2 separate regions of the Homo sapiens genome follow, and region 2 is linked to region 1. Evidence: chromatin contacts called from ENCODE Hi-C or POLR2A ChIA-PET data. All regions are on one chromosome and are shown on one strand. The core of a region is the stretch at or near the end of the contact, and the rest is flanking DNA. Distances in the headings are between cores, read along the strand shown.

The links. Hi-C counts contacts between places; a loop is a spot of excess contacts on that map. ChIA-PET counts read pairs that join two places held with the same protein, here RNA polymerase II (POLR2A). Pooled maps may share reads with other maps.
Region 2: a pooled map shows a loop between it and region 1 (5-fold over the local background). The contact joins the promoter of GOLGA1 here to the promoter of RC3H2 in region 1. A Hi-C loop is called at or near these places in 1 of 37 single-sample maps with no recorded cell type and 6 of 50 pooled maps. POLR2A ChIA-PET finds 5 or more read pairs at or near these places in 1 of 52 experiments (K562).

What each region holds. Positions count from the first base shown.
Region 1 is chr9:122,902,398-122,906,963 of GRCh38, reverse strand. RC3H2 (ring finger and CCCH-type domains 2) reads left to right here and starts at 1,605. Exons shown (of 21, transcript NM_001100588.3): 1 at 1,605-1,854. RefSeq lists a silencer at 1,501-2,150.
Region 2 is chr9:124,938,271-124,943,179 of GRCh38, reverse strand. It overlaps GOLGA1 (golgin A1), which reads left to right and starts at 2,097. Exons shown (of 23, transcript NM_002077.4): 1 at 2,097-2,209; 2 at 3,025-3,074; 3 at 4,314-4,603. The coding sequence starts at 4,469. SCAI (suppressor of cancer cell invasion) reads left to right here. Exons shown (of 18, transcript NM_001144877.3): 18 at 1-572. RefSeq lists silencers at 1,663-1,722, 2,053-2,422 and enhancers at 1,504-2,004, 2,005-2,505.

The DNA of each region.
Region 1 (4,566 bases), core at 356-2,855:
ATGTGCATATATGTATATATGTGTGTATATATATATATACACAGTAGGGTGGAAAACAAATATGTACATGTAAATTACCTATCACTGTCCAGTTGAAATTACTGAAACAATTATTGGTTGTTAACAGTTCTCTAGGCCTGGCATATGTTTCATAAAGAGAAGAGAACGAAAAAGATAATGTGTGGAAGAAACGTCTTCGATGTGGCCAATGAATCTTTTTTCAAAAACACTGATTTTTGCCTGTCATTCAGACAAATATAATAGGTAATAACTATATATTTTGTTAAAACTGTAGAAGCAACCTTTCCATATTCTAATTTATCGTAGGTTTACTTCGATATTTTTGTTGTTGGGCATCTGATTTCACATTGGAAAGTGCCTTGAGTTTAATTACAAGTCATGGTCATTTTTTTTCTTCTTTTTTTTGTTGAGACGGAGTCTGGCACTGCCCCCCCGCCTGGCTGTAGTGCAATGGCGCGGTCTCGGCTCACTGCAACCTCCGTCTCCCGGGTTCAAGTGATTCTCCTGCCTCAGCCCCCCGAGTAGCTGGGATTACAGGTGCCCGCCACCACACCCGGCTAATTTTTGTATTTTTAGTAGAGCCAGGGTTTCACTATGTTGGCCAGACTGGTCTCTAACTTCTGACCTGGCGGTCCACCCGCTTCGGCCTCCCAAAGTGCTGGTATTACAGGCATCAGCCACCGCGCCCGGCGTCATGGTCATTTTCTAGCCTACATTCTTTAGTTTCTCATCAGTAACAAGGGGTACATTGTATCTGTCTTCTAGGATCACTTTGCTAATTAAATGAAATGTAAATAAAACTAAAATATTTAAAATTAAATATCACCTAACACAGGACCTGCCTGACACATACTAAGTAGTTTATAAATGTTAATTCTGATATCCCTATTCCAAGTCTGTTTCATCTATAAATTATAAACTGTAAGAATAATTCTTACCTTAGTTCGCTGTGTAAAAAGCTTCAACAAATATTTGAGATATGATGCCAGAATTTGTGCTTAAATTTTTTATTTTTGCCAGCTTTTGAGGAGCTCAGAGCTTTCTTCCCCCCCTCCCCCCCCCACTTTGGACTCTTTGTCTAGAAACAGAGTTTTCTCTTTAATAAAGAAGTGAGATGTGGAAGTGCCTGCCAAATACATGTTTTCTTCTTGTTTTTGTAATGGGGAGATTACTTGACATCTTTGTAAAGGGATTGAGGGATCCTGTCGGCATGTCATCACAGGAGTGTGAAGAAGAATGTGACACAGATGTATCAGATTCTGCTCAATGGATTCCACGCTTTTCACGAAGGGAGTTAAGACACTCGCTCAAACCAGCGTCTAGGAAGCCGGCTCAAGGCGCAGATGAATGTGCAGGGAATTTCCCATCAATCCCTTCGGCTTGCCTAGTCCTTCTCACAGTACCTCCCACAGTGCTCCGGGGCTCCCTTGTCACGTGATCGGGGTGGATCCGCTGAGGCAGAGGGAAGTTGATTCGCAGTTTGGGTGGCTGGGGCTACTACGCTTTCCTTCCAACTCCCGACTCCCGGGCTTGCGTAATCTCGCGTTAAGTGGGGAGTAACTTCTCGCGAGAGCTAGATCGGGATCCCTCCAGGTCCGCCTCCGTGGTGAGGAGGAGGAGGAGGAGGAGGCGGAGGTGGAGGGAGGAGGAGGAGGCCCCGTCGCGGCCTTCGCCGCCGCCAACGGGGCTGTCCCTGTAGCTCCCGATGGAGTTTGAGGTCGTGAAACCTCCGCCGAGCTCTGCCCCGGCGAGACGAGGCGCCTCCGTCGCCAAGCCGCGCCGTCGCGGGGCTCCCGGGAGCGGCCCTTAGCGACCCCGCCCGGGCCCCCTCAGGTAGGGCGGGGGCGGGCACGATGCGGCTCGGGCCCCAGCCCGGGTGCCTGGTCCCCGGCGGTCGGGCGGGAGACCAGTCTCAGCCCTGGGGCCTGTGCGCTGTCGCCCCTGGTGCCTCGAGGGTTGGGAACTGAGGGCCGCACCTGACACTCGGATGGAACCCGGGCCCTGCGGAGGCCCCTCTCTCTGGTAGGGCTTTTTCGATGCGGAGCGACCGGCTCAAATGGCCACCTTCCTTCGACACTGGCCGAGCGGACGCCTCTGACCCCTAACGAACCCACCCAAGCAAAGGCCCGGCTTCACTCTCCCTTTTCTACACCAGTTAGTAAGGGGGTTTGGAAGAGGTCCTCGAAACCAAGTCTTCTCCTAGCTTTTCAGCTTTCTGCCCTGGGGCTTCCCGAGACCCTAGCGTAGAGGGTGGTGGAGGCGATCTGAGTGGTAAATAGGAACCCCGGCCAAACAATGCCCTGGGAGGGCTTAACCTCCCAGGATGGGGACGGCCGGACCTGAGTGGTTGCACAGGGGTTGTGGCTAGGAGCAATGGCATGAAACACAGCCAGGAAATTCTGCTATGGCTTTCTTCTTTCCCTCTCTCATTTTTCCTTTTTGGTGTAGCCTCTTGAGGAGACTCTTCCACCATCTTAGAAGAATGGTAGAAAGCATCTTTGTTTCCCAGAGAAGCAGCTGTACTTTTTTCTATCCTTAGCTTTCAGGATGGGAGAAGATGAGGGTAGCTGTCATTTCCATCCTTCAAATCCCAAGGCAGCCGTTTAAGATACCGGCAGATAAATCCTTCACACCAAAATTGACTCAAGTAATCACTGGCATAAAGTAAATCTAATCCAGTGATTTATTTATATTTTCATAACCCTTGGGTTCCCTTTTTAATTCCTCCTCTCCCCTTACCCACGGCCTTCCTTTTTTTCATTTCTACTCTCCCCCTACCCATTGTGGGTGGGTGAGTTTGTATCCCAAATAAAGTGCTTTAAGTAATCTTTTTTCCAATTTTGTATTGGCCAAACTTTTAAGTTCCAGTAGGAACTTTTGGTTAACCTGAGAAAGCTAACGTTGCTATACCACAGTGGTATAAAGTCACTCAAAAGCAAAGAAACAAATGTTAGCCAGTGCAGCCTTTTAATGGTTAAACATACAAACTTAGTTAAAAGCTTTTTACGATATTAAGAATATTAATAGATTCTCCTTTTTAAAAAACCTTTTAGCTGTCTAAAAAGCTATACCACTGTTGTAGCTTCACATGCCTTTCTTACGTTGTTTACTTCCACGTTCAATTTTTGAAGAAATAGAGGTCGTTACATCCTGTTAAAGACTGCTTTTCAATATTGACATTTTCGTTGATTTGGAGATTAATGTTTTCAAAATTTTAGAGTTTGGAAAATTGCTAGGAGGACAGAATGTGAAACATATTCTAGTTACGTTTAGAAAAAGCAGATGTTATAATTCAAACAGGCACTTGTTCTATGAGGATTTAATTACACTCGTGTTCATTAGTGGATCCTTTGAGTTACCCCTGATCTGTTATTTCTGTTGTGGTAACCTGACATGTAAGAAGACTTACGTCCTTTGTTCATATATTTTTGTTAAATCATACTCTGCTTTTGTAATTTGCTGTCTTCCACTTTGAAAAAACCAAAAATTTGCATTTTGGCAAAGCATTCTTCTTTACACTCAGGATTTTATATTCAAAAGTTGAACTTCTACATTGTTTGCAATAGCTAAGAACGCTAAAAAAAACTTCATAACAAGGTTTTAGTAACTACTTACTGTTTAGTTTGTACCGTGTTGAAGTTTCACTTTTTAGTGATGGAAAAAGGAAGCATGGGTAAAATAAAGCTAGCTGAAAATTAAAAATAAGTTCATGTTTTGCATCCAGTCTCATGAATGTTATGATCAGCGTCTCTAATTTTACTAAAGCTTTAAGTGTAAGTGTGAGTTTTACCTCAATTTCCTGATAAAAGTTCTAAGTATTACTTTATAATTTAAATATTCTAGAGTTGCACTGTCCAGTACTAGCCAGTGGCCACATGTGACAGTTGAAGATTTGAAATGTGGCTTCTGTGAATTGAGATGTGCTTTAGGTGTAAAATACCAGATTTCAAAGACTTAGTACCAAGATTTTTTTTAATATCTCAGTAATTTTAATATTGACAACATGTTGAAATGATATTTTGTATAAACTGGGATAAATAAAATATATTACTAAAAATAATTTTAGCTATTTTAACTTTTTTTTTTTTTTTTTTGAGACAGTCTCTCTCTATCACCCATGCTGGAGTGCAGTGGCACCATTCGGGTTCACTGCAACCTCTGCTTCCAGGTTCAAGCAATTCTCATGCCTCAGACTCCTGAGTAGTTGGGATTACAGGAAGGCACCACTACACCAGGCTAATTTTTGTATTTTTAGTAGAGATGGGGTTTTGCCATGTTGACCAGGCTGGTCTGGAACTCATGACCTCAAGTGATCCACCCACCTCCCGCCTCCGCCTCCCAAAGTGCTGGGATTACAGGCGTGAGCCACCACGCCTAGCCTCTTTTAACCTTTTTTAATGTGACTACCAGAAAATTAAAAATTACTCGGATTATAATGGCTCACATATTTCTATCGGATATTACTGTTGTAGATCAGCATTACTCTTCCAAGAAATATGTTAGTGGAATAAAAGTAGATGTATAAAAACCCAAAACTTCCAGATA
Region 2 (4,909 bases), core at 848-3,347, 2.0 Mb before region 1:
GGTATTGTAAAAGTCTTGTCAGTTGTGTTCTAAATTGCTTAAGCCATACGTTCTCTTAAACAGGATGTTTTTTTCTTCCTTTCCAGCAGCCTTTTTCTTCTTTGTCTGTTATGGTTAATACTCCATAGATTTTAGAAATTGAGAAGTTCTTGAAACATTTTATTTTCTTGAGTTCATCACTTTTGACTCTTGTATGAGATGTGATTTGTCATAAAAGATAGCCTTCCACTACTTCACTAAATGAATTTCAGAGTAAACACTGTGATTCTGCAGAGCGGATTCAGTAGGCTTTCCAATGTTTTCTCCTGCTATACAGTGCCTACCACCTTGAGGGCACTTCAGTACTAGAGGATGAAAACTGAAACGTTGTTTTGATGTTTATTGAATAACGAGATTAGAGAATATTTGATTTTTGTTGTCAGTGTATTAAAGAAATTTTCACATTGATAAATGTTCTCTAGGAATGTGTCTACATTCATCAGGTGTGAACTCTTGTACATGAATTTTGTACCTTGAATCCACATATATATTAAGTGTATCATCAATATAAAAATAAACATTATTTGCTTAAAGTTTTTGGTACTTTTTCGGTATTGACAGCTGAACTGTTAGGGTTTGCTTCATTCAAATATCTCAGAGGCTTTGAACTATCTTGGGGTTGATGCTTCTTGTTAGTTTGTCAATGTTTGAATCCTGGTTTTGGTTTTTTCCCTGCCCTGCTCCTGCAGGTCAGAACTGGAACACGCGAGGGAAGGGACTGTTGAAGAATTGGGTGGAATCTGCTTATTCTTGGGCTTGTGTTGAGTCTGGGGATGGAACCAGAGTTCCTTAAGGTGGAATGGCTGGCTTGGCATTGACGAGTTCAGGGACCTGACTTAGGGTACTGATTTGGACCGTGACTTTTTGTTTGAGATAGAGTTTCGCTCTTGTTGCCCAGGCTGGAGTGCAATGGCGCGATCTTGACTCACTGCAACCTACACCTCCCGGGTTCAAGCGATTATCCTGCCTCAGCCTCCCAAGTAATTGGGATTACAGGCATGGGCCACCATGCCCGGCTAATTTTGTATTTTTAGTAGAGACGAGGTTTCGCTATGTTAGGCTGGTCTGAACTCCTGACCTCGGGTGAACCACCCGCCTCGGCTTCTCAAAGTGTGGGGATTACAGGAGTGAGCCACCGCGCCCGGCCTGGACTGTGACTTGGAACAAGATAGTTTTTCCTCTTTTGTTTATTTTCCTACTGCCTGCATGATTGCTATTTATTTAAAGAGACGGAGTCTCGCCACGGTGCCCAGGCTGGTCTGGAAGCCCTGGTCTCAAGAGATCCTCCCACCTCGGTCTTCCGAGTAGCTGGGACCACAGAAGCGCGCGCCGTGCACTTTTGATGTTTTCAACTTCCTTCCTAAGCAGAAAGGAGACGGCCCAGCAGCGGATGGTGAAGCTAATCCAATATAGTGAGCTGCCACCAGCGTTTTTAAGTGCATTACATAGTAAGAACGTGGTTCTGCTGGACGTTATGTACTCGGTTGCGATATAAAACGCATCATCTACAGTAGGTGACAGGCGCCAAAGTCTAAAAACTGGTCTCAAGGTGTAAGGTCCCAGGACTAGTTTCTGGAGCTACTGGCTTGTGAGTGAAGCTGGAGGCGCAGACTTCCCGGGTCACACGGTGGCAAGGCAGCTGCCTAGGGTGCGGCGGGACCGGGCGGCGCGGGGGGGCGCCTGGCCAAGCAGTGCAGCCCCGGCCGGGTTTGTAGCCAGCACAGCACAGCGGGGCCTGTGGCACCGACTGGGTTCTTTTACTTTTGACACGAAGCCCCTCCCACTTACCACGCTCTGCACGCGCCCCTGTTAAAATAGAAAAAGACCGAGAGGCCTCGGAGACTCAGTCATCATCTGTGGCTCTGGCCGCTCGCTGACGTGGCGAACTGGGCTGAGGGAGCGCCCGGCTGGGCACCCGAGAACTCCAGCCGTTCCGGCCCAGTCGCCGCTCAGAGGTGGTAACAGTAGCCGCCAAGGCCGCGCACGGGCGCATGCGCGCGTCGGACCAACCCCCTCCCCCCACCGCGCAGTCACTTCCGGCGCGCTGGGAGACGTGCGGTTCCGGGTCGCTGCTCGGCTCGCCGGCTGGGCGGTGGGGGTTGGTGACGCGGGCCGGGGCTCACGAGAGGCCCGGGAGGCGGGGCTTTGCTGGCTTCCCAGAGAGAGGCAGGTGCGCGGGCCAGGACTCCGGGAATGCGAGCAGGCCCCTTATTCTCCCAGTGGCCTCGGTCTGTCCCCACAGCGGCCCGGTCAGGGTTGCCCGAGCCCCAAGGCGGGGGGCGGCACCGGGGTGCTGAAAGGGTGAGAGTGGGGGCGGAGGCGGGCTGCCCCGGCCTGGGAGTCTGGAGCCTAGGGTTCCGGGATTCCTCCCTGCGCGACCTTGGACAAGTCGCTCCTCCTCTCTAGGGCTCAGTTTCCTTGCTGTCAAATGGGAGAGATGTTGGATCCTTCCTTTCTTTGACAGTCCAAAGCACGGGCGGGGCTGGAGGTAGCCTGAGGGAGTGAGATCCAAACTGCCGTGGCAGGCACCTGCCTGCCTCCCTGGGGGTTAGACATCTGTCTTTACCCAATTTTGCCTTGCTTTTTGTCAGTGCACATCCGTGACCAGACGCCCAGGGTCTGGCCGGGTAAACAGTATGTGAGTGTAGTAATCAACTGAGAAATAAATACTGGCTCCAGGAAAACTTAACCTCATTCAAATTGTTTTGCTCAGGGCTCCCAGGGAGAAGTGAATTTAGGCACCCGCTGCGGTGATCAATTCTGTTCTATGCGCTTGTAAGTGAAGCTCTTAGGCAAAAAACAATTTCATAGGAGATCAGGGTTAGGGAGGGTATCCCATTGAGAGTTGTGACAGGTTTTCTTACCCCCTTTAATCCTTCTTCTGCCCCTCCTCTTCCTTCACTTCTTCCCCCTATCCCCACCCAACATTTTGGCCATACACTTGAAAAGAAATACCCAATGCATTTTATCTTTGTCTTCATGCAGGACAGAATGCTTTGACCTCCAAGCTGTTTTAAATCTAGTAGATAAGCCAGGTGAGTAAGTGGTTTACACACATTGAAAGTAAAGTTTCTGAAGAATTGTACAGCCTTAATGGAGGATCTGAAGTGGTAAGATGGCATTTGTGTATCTCAGAGCAGAGCTTAGGTATCCTCCACAAAACATGGAAAGTTAAGGTTGGAACCAGAATATTAGTGTTTTATACACCATTAGGAGGAAAAGGTTTTTGAATCTTACTTTGAATATCATGTCAAACATTCTTAAGAAAAGAAACTGTGAGGCCGGGCGCAGTGGCTTATGCCTGTAATCCCAGCACTTTGGGAGGCCAATGCAGGTGGATCATCTGAGGTCAAGAGTTTGAGACCAGCCTGACCAACACGGAGAAACCTCGTCTCTACTAAAAATATAAAATAAGCCGGGCATAGTGGCGCATTCCTGTAATCCCAGCTACTCGGGAGGCTGAGGCAGGAGAATCGCTTGAACCCAGGAGGTGGAGGTTGCGGTGAGCCGAGATAGTGCCATTGCATTCCAGCTTAGGCAACAAGAGCGAAACTCCATCTCAAAAAAAAAAAAAAAAAAAAAAAAAAAAAGAAAGAAAGAAAATAAACTCATTGGAGGTAATTTTATCAAACTCAAAACCACACAGCGTCTCTAGAAAATGTTCAAGGATATCAGATACTTATATAATAGAGTTGTCTGGTGTGTCTTCTTTTTTCTGTTACCAGCTTTTCCTATTGGACAGTTGATTGCAAACCATCCTGAAACAGTAGGATATTACACCTTTTACATATTGAATTACATATTGAATATTGAATTACATATGAATTGAATTACATGCATTTTTGTCTTCAACTTAAAGAACACTAAACTGTAGTTAAGCTTATTGGAGGAAGGATTTGAAATCATTAAGTCATGAATATATGATGTTGATGTCTGCTCTGGGACATTTTACCAAGTGTGTTATATGTCATAGCCAACATGTAATTAAAAAAAAAAAACGTAGAGATTTGTGAATCAGAGTCCTCTGTTCAAATACCAGCCCTTCCACTTAGCCACACAATCTTTGGTAGGTTACTTCATCTTCTTGAGACTGGGTTTCTTCATCTGTATATGCATATGAAGCACCTGAGTGCTTTTTAAATGTTTAGTAATTGTGTTCTATAAGTGTACATGTAAGTTATGAAACTTAGTTTTGAAATCTAAAACTTAACAACTCAGATGCGAAATCTTTCCAATGTTTAACTTTTGAACTGTCTCTTTCATCTGATTTGTAGATCCTGTGTTGCCATAAGCCCTTGGCCCACATTTAAGTGGGAATGCAGCTAGCTTGGATGTCTGAAACTTTGTAGGCGCCTCTGTCTGAATCCTGAACACAGGCACCAGGACTACTGAGAGCTCGTCATCTGTGCAGGATAGCCACACAGCAAACATGTTTGCAAAACTGAAGAAGAAAATTGCAGAAGAGACTGCTGTTGCTCAGAGGCCAGGAGGTGCTACTAGGATCCCACGGTCTGTGAGCAAGGAATCAGTTGCCTCAATGGGAGCTGACTCAGGAGATGACTTTGTAAGTACCTTTACTTAAGAAATAAAGATACTTTTGCAGGGTATTCTTCCAATAAATATTTTAAATTGCTTGATTATTTCATACCTTTCATGGTTTATAGCTGTACAAGAGCCTGTACATCTGATTCTTCTTACTCTGAGGTACCTTTTTGTTAATGTTTGGTTTGTAAATGTTAAGGTACTCTATATTTTTTTCCTTATTTTTCTGTGAGTTCCTCTCCATATTCTCTCCAGTGTCCTCTTGTACTGTTTTTCCGTCTATATACCTTATACATCTTCTTTTGCATTTCATTTCTGAAAATGTCTG